2 separate regions of the Homo sapiens genome follow, and region 1 is linked to region 2. The links are chromatin contacts, found by Hi-C in ENCODE. All regions are on one chromosome and are shown on one strand. The core of a region is the stretch at or near the end of the contact, and the rest is flanking DNA. Distances in the headings are between cores, read along the strand shown.

Region 1 (5,232 bases), core at 1,472-3,971, 160 kb before region 2:
AAACCTCCCTCATTCCCATACTTGTAAATGTCCACTCCCTGCTCTGAGCCCTCTCCTGATATGGAGACACCAAGAAGTCCACAAACCCAAGCTGGGCCTCCCTACTCACCTGACTGTGCCAGGGAGATGCCCAGACAAAGGGGCCCAGTCCCTGCCCCAGAGGGGGCACCAACAAACCATGACTGAGAGCAGGTGATCAGTACTGGCTTGAAGGTGTGCAGAGGTGCCTTCCCCTCCCCAGTGGAGGCACCAAATACTCCCTGAGCCCCTACTCCACCCTGGGCATGGCTCTAAGTCCTAGGGATGCAGCCGTGAGCTCAACAAGCCTATTCCTGCCTTCATGGGGCTTGTACTCAAGAAGAAGGGGCAGAAATAAACAAATGTGTCTGATGCCAGGTGTTGGTAGGAGATTGAGAAACAAAGCAGGTTATCGAATAGGGAGTGCCAGGTGAGTGTGGTAGTAGAATGGGTTTTTTATTAGAGAACATGGGCTGTCTTCTGACAAAGCACCGACAAGACAAAGTCTTTCCATAGTGAGGGGCTGAGTTGTGAGAATACCTGGGGGTGGAGCAGTGCAGGCAGAGGGAAAGGCAAGTGCAAGGGCCCTGGGGCAGGCCCAAGTGCAGCACGCCTGAGGGGTGGCATGCCACCAGTGCATCTGGAATGAAGTGCAGGGGGCAGGTTAGGAGAGGAGGCTGGGGAGATGATGGAGGGTGTCTCAGGATTGTACCCCAGATTTAATTTATAGAGGCAATTGAGTGACAAGAGAGAGAACCACGAGGTGAAGGACTGGACAGGGCCAAGACACAAAGAGTGAGGCAGAAGCCTAGGCCAGCAGAGCCCTCATTGTGGTTTCCTCAGGAAAGGCCAGGCCAGGCAGAGGAAACAGCCCAGGACCAGCTAGTCTGAATCGTGTTGGGGGACCTCTGGACTCTGGGGTGGTCTCTAGATGCTCGGTATCTGGTTCAGGGGTGGTTTAGGGCAGGGGAAATATTGGTTAGTGTGTGAGTGAGATAGAGAAGGTGAGTGGAGAATGGGCCCTGGACTGGTTGGTTACATGTGAGTGGTGGTGGGCTTGCAGGCAATTTGCTTTCTGGCCAGTAAGGTCCCCAAGATGTCAAAGCATCATAAAATATAGAAAATACCAAACATGATTCATTCCTAGGGGTCCAGAGCGTGCAGGGCCTCACAGGCCACGGGGAAGAGCTGGAATCCCCTCTCAAGGATATAGAAGCCTGTAGATGGGGAGATCTATCTGGGAGTGGCTGAGAAGCTACGGAGGGAGGCTGCCTGTGAGCTGAGTCCAGAGACAAGGGCAGGGACGGGAGGCGCAGGAAGAGGGGGGTAGTGGGAACAAGGACTGTAGGGCGTGACTGTGCATCAGGAAGGGCGAAGGGTCTCGGGGTGTGTGGTCGGGTCAGCAGTGGGAAGTGGAGGCAGGAGCTGGGTTGCAGAGGGCTTGCCTGGAGGGTCGTGGTTGAGATTGAAACCATAGCTCTGAGGCCCAAGAATCAGCTGTCAGAAGTCCCCAGGTTGGAGAGTGGCTGATCAGATCTTTCCACTGCAGGTTATGATTCTTTCTTTTACGTTCTATGGTTGAGCTATACCTTCTCCCTCCGGGACCCTGAGAATTCCTGAGGCCAGAGCCAGTTCTTGTCTCAACTGTGAATCCCCCTTAAACCAGGCCCCATGGCTGTGTGCTTTACACGCGTTAGGTCACATTGTGTCACTTCAGCCCCTGCCAGTGCTCTGGGATAGGCACAGTCTCTGCCTTTATTGAAGGTAACTAAAGCTCAGAAAGTAAATCATGTGCCTAAGGCCACAGAGCTAATATAACACGGAGTCAAGACTCAGACGCACCCAGTGGTGTCCCCGTGAATGTTTAGCCAGTTCTCTGGGAAAAGAGAACTGATTGTTAGTGTTTGCCAATTTCTGTGGTGTAAATACTCCCACCATGGCTGATTCCAAGCTGCCAGCATGAGCTCATGGAAGGCAGAGTTGGGGAGCAACCATTATACAGTATTTCCACCAGAAGGATATTACAGACATAAATAACCTCAAAAGCATAGATCAAGAGTTGGCAAACTTGACCTGGGCTATGGGCCAAATCTAGTGCTACATGTTTATAAATAGTTTTACAGGAGTACAGCCATGCCCATTCTTTGATGCATTGTCTGTGGCTCCTTTTACCTTAAAACAGCAGACCTGAATAGTGTGTCAGAGACAAGAAAGCCTAAAATACTTACTATCTGCACTTTCATAGAAAAACTTTGGAAACCTCTGATACAGATGGTAATACAATGTTATAAAATAATTAGAAAATGATGAGTTTTGAGTATTTATTTTCTGTTTTTGATATAATTTATTTAATTGCAATTTTCTACAATTTCATTTTTAATATATGTTTAAAAACCAGCTGCAAAACACTTACAAATTTAGCAATCCGCTTTTGCAAGCTGGAAATATCCCACTCCGGCACACCACTGAATTACGTCTGCCTCCAAATCATGTGCTCTTTTCTTGACACATTTTCTGAATGAATGAAAGCATGCATGCATGAACAGACAAGTGGTCAGACCGAAAGAGAAGGGCCCTTGGCCTGCATGTTGGGAAATGTTGCAGACTTCAGCAAGAGCACAGATGCCTTCACCAAAGGCCTGATGACTGTAAGAATGAAACTCAGCTGACCTATTTAAAGCAGTTAGAGGAAGAATGGAGACTTAGCAGGTGAGAGAGGGAAACTAGAGAAGGGGCCTTCATAGGGCAATCAGGCCTAATTTTCCACGAGCAGAACCAGGATCAACAGGGCACCACAAAAGGTCTGTGTCCACCTCAGTGCAAGGCCTGTAGGCCCCATTGTCAATAGAAATGAAAGTCTAATTAATAGACACTGTTTTGCCCCATGCTGAATGCACTAAAATCTAACTTGGTTCTTTAAGAAGTGGAGGAGCAGAAGTGGCTTGTGTGAGGACCTTAAATTTTTCTTTAGTAGAAACCTTTATGCCTAACAGGAAATCATTTGAAGTGAAAATCACATAAGCAGAATTATCAGGTCTAAGAGCATGTGACTTGACCCTGTCTTTGGCAAGGGCTGTCTTGGGAATAAAGATGCCTACACTTGAGGTGCTATGCACAAACACAAACACACACATGCACACATTCACACAAATACACACACACACACACACACACACACACACACACACACACACACGCCACGTTAATACTGGGCCTGCCTATTCCCCCCAGTCATGATAGTTCCTGTTGCTTCTCACCCTATTCTATCCCCCTAAAAATACCCCGACACAGTGAAAGACACAGGCCAGAAGTTGAACACACGCTACAGAACCCTGAAAGGGAGATGGGGGCCTTAGAGAAGGCAGAGGACATTTGCAGAATCCTGAGCATGCTGGGAAAGGATGGTCGCACAGCTATTCCCCAAGATTATTCGGTGTGGCTTTTCGGGTACTGGCCCAGCCAAGAGGTTCAACTGAAAGAGAAAGAGAATTTCCAGTTTTGGGTTGTGTGTTTTTTTTGTTTTGTTTTTGTTTTTGTTTTTTTGCCAGGACACTTTCCCCTTGTCCTTGCTTTGCCCTTTCCTGTTGTGGAGGGGGCCACTCTCTGGCTTCAAGATGTGCCTCCTCTCTGTGGACCTGCACTGCACCTTGGATGGGACACCCAAAGCTGCTTGTCCCCAGGCAATTTTGCCTTCAGATGTCCTCAGCCATGACAGCCTGGTGCCCAAGCCCACTCAGGTGCCACCCTGCCATCTCACCAGCTTATCCTGGGGCACTCCCTACAGGGAAAACACACAGACAAAGGGCACCTTAGCTCCCTGGCCCTGGACTGCAGGGGCTGTCATTGGAGCCCTGCACATACGTGAGCCATGGATGCATCTTCACAAAACCACAGTCAGAAGGAGAAGGGGACTAGCCCAAGGTCACTCCATTGAGTTGAAGTAAAACCAGGCCAGGACTCCAGGTCTCCTGTCTGCCAGGCCTCCCAGAAACCAAACAGAACCCAGCTGCCAGGAGGAAATTGTCCTCTCCCTTCCTACTTTCATATTTTTCACTAATGATGGACGTCATCAACACAAACTTTCAAAACAATACAAAGGGCACAGTTATTGTTTCTTATGGAAGGGGTGAGAAGGAAAGAGAAACTTTATACATAATAATTTTTGCTATCAAATGAGAGATGCCGGTGACAAGCAGAGGCCAGAGTGTGGCACATTTAATTTAAGCCGTGGCAGCGAGGGGCAGCCTCCATTACAGCCATAATAAATTACATACAAGTGCCACCGAACAATAACAAAAACTGTGGGCCATCTATTTCAGTTCCATTTACAAGAAATCAATATCAATACTTAATGCAATACTGGTGAAAAATGAGCAGAGATACAGAAAGCATAATAAACCAGGAATGGAAGCCTCTCAGCATTTCACTTTGGAAGAAAAAACTAACTGTCTATATTTTCATGTTAAGGGATATTTCATTGAAACCATGCGCTGGAGGTATGAGGGTTTTCCAGATCTAACTTTAAAATATCCTCTTTATTTAATTAAGAAAGTTATTTAAACAGTCTATTTCTAGCTGGATAAAACTCATATGTATGGAAAGAGGCATTTCATCTTTCCCAATGCATTGGGCATCTTTCACCAAATTTTCTTTCTTGTAATAGCCTCAGTTGGATTATGCACATCCTGTGCCATCTTTATGCTGTCATTAACAGCCTAGCTTTGTGTTTGGGGGAAGTACCTGGTGTCGAAAAGTACCTGGTGTCGAACCAGATAAATGCAGGCAGCCAGCTCAGGTGTCTGACAGGGAAGCCACATAACAGTCCCGTGTTCCACCTGCATATGTGGACAACACATCCAGAAGCCCAACCCAAACGCAGGCGGACCTGGTCACTGCTCCTTCACCTGGACGCCTGCCAGGCAGACACCTGCCATCTCACTGTGGACTGTCCACAGCCATTCAGTTTGACCATCAGAGCCTGATTGTCTCAGCCATGGCCCTGGTTTTCCCCATCAGGATGCCCAGTAGGAGGTCTGTGTGGTCCCAGAGGTGGACAGGAGCCAGAACATCCAGGCCAACCCAGGCAGGACAGCAGTTCTCAGCCACCAGCAATAGCGGGACACCCAGCCTCCACTGAGTGGCCTGAGCATATCAAGTCATTTTACTTCCCTGAATGCCACTCTAATGGTGCAGCACCAGCTGTCCCTTCCTGGG
Region 2 (4,804 bases), core at 806-3,305:
AGAGTCCTTAACTCCAGGATTTATGAAGACAGTGAACTTGCTTGGTTGAGAATTCCTGAATCCTCCTGGTGGGGTAAGAATCTTAGGTAGTGTGCTACACAGTGGATTTACAAGAATTAATATTCCCCAGACAAATGCCCTACAATGAGGTTCCAAGATTACTTTCTAGCTCATTCTGCCCCCCCGAACACTTGGAAACCCTAAGTTAGGTGTGGCTTGTAGAAGGTTCTCTGCTGGGGTCCCTTCTGATTTATTTTCTTCTAGATGCTCGGCAGCCATAAGATCACTTGCCTGCCCCTTCCTTTTAGCACATATTTGTAGATTGAATGTGACTGTAGTCAGCACTCATTCTCCTAGAGCCATGCTAGGAAGCACCCCTACCTCCACTGTCCACTTTCCCTTCTTAAACTAAATCGTGGCTACACTGACAGAGCAGTCCCACGGCTTGGCAGCCCCAAGTGCGTCGTGCAGGGATGTGATCATCAAGCTGCTGGAGAAGCCAATGAATTATTATCCTTGGCATCTGAAGAGTGGCATAAAAGTTGTTTCTGATGCTCACATCCATTTCTTGAGACAATGATATTTTGTTGGCAGTTTTAGGGTCATGCTAAAATAAAAACAGAATCCAAATGAGGAGACCCAGCCATGCCACTGTTAAGAAGAATGAAACTGGAAATTGGAAGCACCAACTACTGTATGATGGGGGACGGTGGCGACTTTTCTTCCAAGATCAGGACTATGCCCTTGGTCCTAGGTCTCAAGAACGAGGTGCCTTTTCCCTAACTCCTGCCCTTCCCCACTTAACCCATAGACCTTTTCCTCACTTCTCCCTTTCCCTAAATCATTACCCTCCAGCTCCACAGGAGAAAGCTCACCGTCGTTTCTGAATGCAAACTCACCAACCAACTTGATGTTTAAATTCAATAGTATTGTTGAATTAGCATTAATTGGTGCTAACTTTTTGGAGGGAAATTTGATAACATCAAACAAAATTTGAAATAAACAAACCTTTCAATTCAGGAATTACACTTCTAGAAATTTATCTCACAAAAAACTTACAAGAGTATACAAAAAAGTTCATTGAAGCATTTGTTGTTATAGCAAAAAAAAAAGAAAAAAGAAATTGTCAACAACCTCAAATATCTATCAATAAAAAAGTAGGTAAAGTACAATGAATTTCCATAGAATCACTATGGAATGTATATGTAGCACACTCACAGCTTAAAATAAGTAAATACATTTTAAAATAGCATCTGTAAACACATCTATGATATGGATGCATGTGCCCACCTGTAATGCACAGAAAAAAATCTCTAAGGTAGAGACCACATTATTCCACTGGTTATCACTGAGGAGTAAGAAAGCTAGGAGTAGGTAAGAGAGCTCATTTTTTACATCACTTCCTGCTGTATTGGTTTATTTTTTACAGTGAGCACACATTCTTTTGGTAACAGGAAATTATCACGAATGTTTCAAAATACAGTTGTGCTGGCTAAGTGTTGCTGTTGCCCGAGCCACAGGATCTGAGGAACAGAACCCAGGGCAGGAAGGAGGTGCCAGGGCAGGAAGGAGGTACAGGCCAGTGCAAGCTCCTCAGACTCCCGGGGTGTAAATGGGGATCATTGTGGTATCCACATCCTAGGGTTTCTGTGCAGATAAAATGAAGTCATGCCTACGAAGCCCCCAGAACAGTGCCTGGCACGCAGTAAGCACATAATGTAATAAGTAGTAGCTGTTATAGCTGGGGCTGTTGGTGGTAACACTGCTGCCCAGAGACAGCCACAGCAGTCATGAGCCTGCATTACAGCAGTCTGTTGTCAAGTCTGGGTCCTGTACTAAACATAAGAAGATCAAAGGTGAAACAAAGTTCATCTCAACATCCCCAGTGCCTGGGACACTGAAGGATACACTAACATTTGATGAACAAATGTATGGACTGTCAGGAAATATGTGTCGATGGTAACTGAACTGGAATAAATTGGTCTCCACCAATAAGCAAACAGGCAGTTCCTATGACGTACCTGTACCCAAGCAGAAAAGCAGAGAGCACAGCCCCACCCTCCAGGTGCAGAGATCAACACATCTGAAAAAAAGCTAATGAGGAGTAAGTGACATACAGAATTACTTAACCACTTCCTCCTCATGGCCCCTTAGCATCTTATATACACCACTATCACAGTTCTTATGGTTCCCAGGAGCTTCTATTTCTTGAGATAGAAACGTTAGACCCTTAGTGAGCACTAGCTATGAAACAGGCCCTGTGCCAAACTGTTCATACACATTAGTTCATTTAATCCTCATAGCAAACCTACCATCATTGTCCCTGCTTTGCAGCTGAAGAAACTGGAACACAGAAAGGTTCAGTAATTTGCCTAAGATCACACAGTAAATGACAGGGCCAGGATTTGAACTTGGAAGAGCATGGTTTCAGAGTCCAGGACCTCCAATATTACATATTATTGTAGCCATTTAGATAGCAAGTGCCTTGGGGGCTGGGTCATGTCTTAGCGACCTTTGTATCATCAGAACCTGGATCAGAACTTGGCATGTAGTAGGTTCTGAATAAATATTTGTTGATTAAACAGGCTCAGGCTATGCTCACCTTTGGCTTAAAATGGAGTCAGTTTTCCCCACTGCCCTGTCCATCTACTGCCCAGAGCACCAGCCTTGGGTTCATGTGAGCAAGCCAGCCTCCCAGGCCCCAAAGCTGCCCTGGTACCCTCCGATATCTCAGCAAGTTTCTCCAAAAACAATTCAGCTCAATAGCCAGCCAGCCCACATTGGTGAGAGATTCTAGGCATAGCTGTCACTGATGAAAAGATTATATTTATGTCTTGAACAAAATCCATTCATTCATTTAAGTACCCAGAGTCCCCCAGAGAGTGTCATGAATCCACCCAACATGCCCTGGCTCTCGACTTTGTGTCTGCATCTTTGATTTAACTGATGGATGTGTAAAATCACAGGTGATACACACAGCCAGACAAATCCCAGGTGGCCCATCCAAAGGACCAAGAGCAAAAGTTATTCCAGTTGAGATCAGTGGAACTTGGATTCACAAAATCCCCCTGGAGATCCTCTCTCTGGCCTTTGATGATGATGATGATGATGATGATGATGATGATGACGCAGAAACATGGGGGCTTCCAAGGCTGTACCTCCTAGGCATCCTGGGGAAAGGAGCCCATCAGAACATCTTCTAGGCAGCTTAGCCCCTGCGCCCGAGGCCAGCACAGTTCCCACATTACACATGTAGTCTTCCCTCCATACTCTGGGACTGCTGCTCACTCACTTAGAAGGTTCTTTCTTCTCTCCTCTCTCTTTCCTGTGGTTGTTTTTATGGTAGCACCTTTCCTAGACATCTATTCACACCAGAAGTCTAAGGTCACCTCCCTTGAGAGGCCTTCCTTGATTTCCAGGAACCTTACTATAGTTACTTCTCAGAGCACTGAATCTGTACCTCTATTATAGTATTGATCAGTCTGTTCTGTAATTATTTACTTCCCTGCCTCTTCTCTCAGCTGTGAGTCCAGCACCAGATCCCTGGAGCCCAGCATTGAGCCTGGTACATGAGGGGCATTCAACAAATATGTGCTGAGTGAATTAACATCCACAGCCTCCCTGAACTTCATTTACAGGGAGCTCCTTTATAAGCACTTGCCACTCTCTTAAATAGCAGATGCTTATGTGTGTTGCCTCTCGGACCAGACCACAAGTTCCCTTGAGAAAAGATTATGTCTTATTAAATTAAATCTGCTGCCCCTAGTACTATGTGGCACATAGTATGTGCTCAATAAATAGGTAACTATCCAATTTATAGTCTTGAGAGTCCTTTTTTTTTTTTTAATGGAGTTTTGCTCTTCTCTTCCAGGCTGGGATCTCAGCTCACTGCAATCTCCGCCTCAAGGGTTCAAGCGATTCTCCTGCCTCAGCCTCCCAAGTAACTGGGATTGCAAGTGCCTGCCACCATGCCCAGCTAATTTTTTGTATATTTAGTAGAGACAGGGTTTCGCCATGTTGGGCAGGCTGGTCTCGAACTCCTGACCTCAGGTGATCCACCCATCTCAGCCTCCCAAGGGAGTCTTGAGAGTCTTTAAATCAAGATTTCAAATTATTTTAGCAAATAAGCTGAATTTATTATTTAAGCACGTTTTAGGTGGTAAGTTTGCCCCTTAAAGTGTCATTGGAGTCACAGGAGGACGGATGTTATTTCTGAGAAGCAAGAGAGTCCACACCACTCAGATGATCACTCAAGTCAGTGGTGGGGCCTGGCCATAAAAAAAGAAACAAACCGATTTTCCAAGGTTATGTTCTAACCATAAGATTATGCTGCCTCTTGAGAAAACATCAATCCTGGGTAGATGTTTAATTAATATCCTTTCTGTTAACTCCCTTTGTTTCTGCTCAAGCTGCACATCCCTGAGGATGGTAAAGTGTTTACTCTAAATTAAAATGAATGGAAATATATCTCCTTTGGAAAATTGGACCATGTTAATGGCAATTGGAATGGAGTGCACCAACAGATAAAATTCCACCACAGGGAACACCCAAAGACTCCAGACTGTTAGAATATAATATTTTCTCAGAAATAACTTCCAGGTCTTCAGAATCTGGAGGAAGAAAATGCCAGCTTTTAGTTTCTGTGTGGCAAACTAGTAAGGAAAGAGGAGGGTGGCATGCCCACATCATCCTGAACTCCTGCATCATATTGTAGATCAAGCACTGTGCAGAGACTGGGGGCAGAGGGTGGATGGGCTGCTGAGGCTGCCCCCGAAGGGTCTTACCAGTTAAAGAAGGAAGTGGG

Evidence for each region. Hi-C counts contacts between places; a loop is a spot of excess contacts on that map. Pooled maps may share reads with other maps.
Region 1: a loop to region 2 is called in a pooled map, with 2.3 times the contacts of the local background. The contact joins two enhancer-like sites. A Hi-C loop is called at or near these places in 1 of 168 maps with a recorded cell type or tissue (esophagus muscularis mucosa), 1 of 37 single-sample maps with no recorded cell type and 4 of 50 pooled maps.

What each region holds. Positions count from the first base shown.
Region 1 is chr10:123,395,805-123,401,036 of GRCh38, reverse strand. The region is part of intron 6 of LINC02641 (long intergenic non-protein coding RNA 2641); the gene reads right to left. Among named protein-coding and RNA genes, the nearest start is that of LINC02641, 50 kb to the right of the region's middle. RefSeq lists an enhancer at 2,643-2,952. Within about 2 kb of position 2,721, at least 2 of the 41 ENCODE cell types and tissues checked have a DNase peak (open chromatin) inside an H3K27ac peak, as active enhancers do.
Region 2 is chr10:123,238,767-123,243,570 of GRCh38, reverse strand. No RefSeq gene overlaps it. Among named protein-coding and RNA genes, the nearest start is that of BUB3, 87 kb to the right of the region's middle. Within about 2 kb of position 2,055, at least 3 of the 41 ENCODE cell types and tissues checked have a DNase peak (open chromatin) inside an H3K27ac peak, as active enhancers do.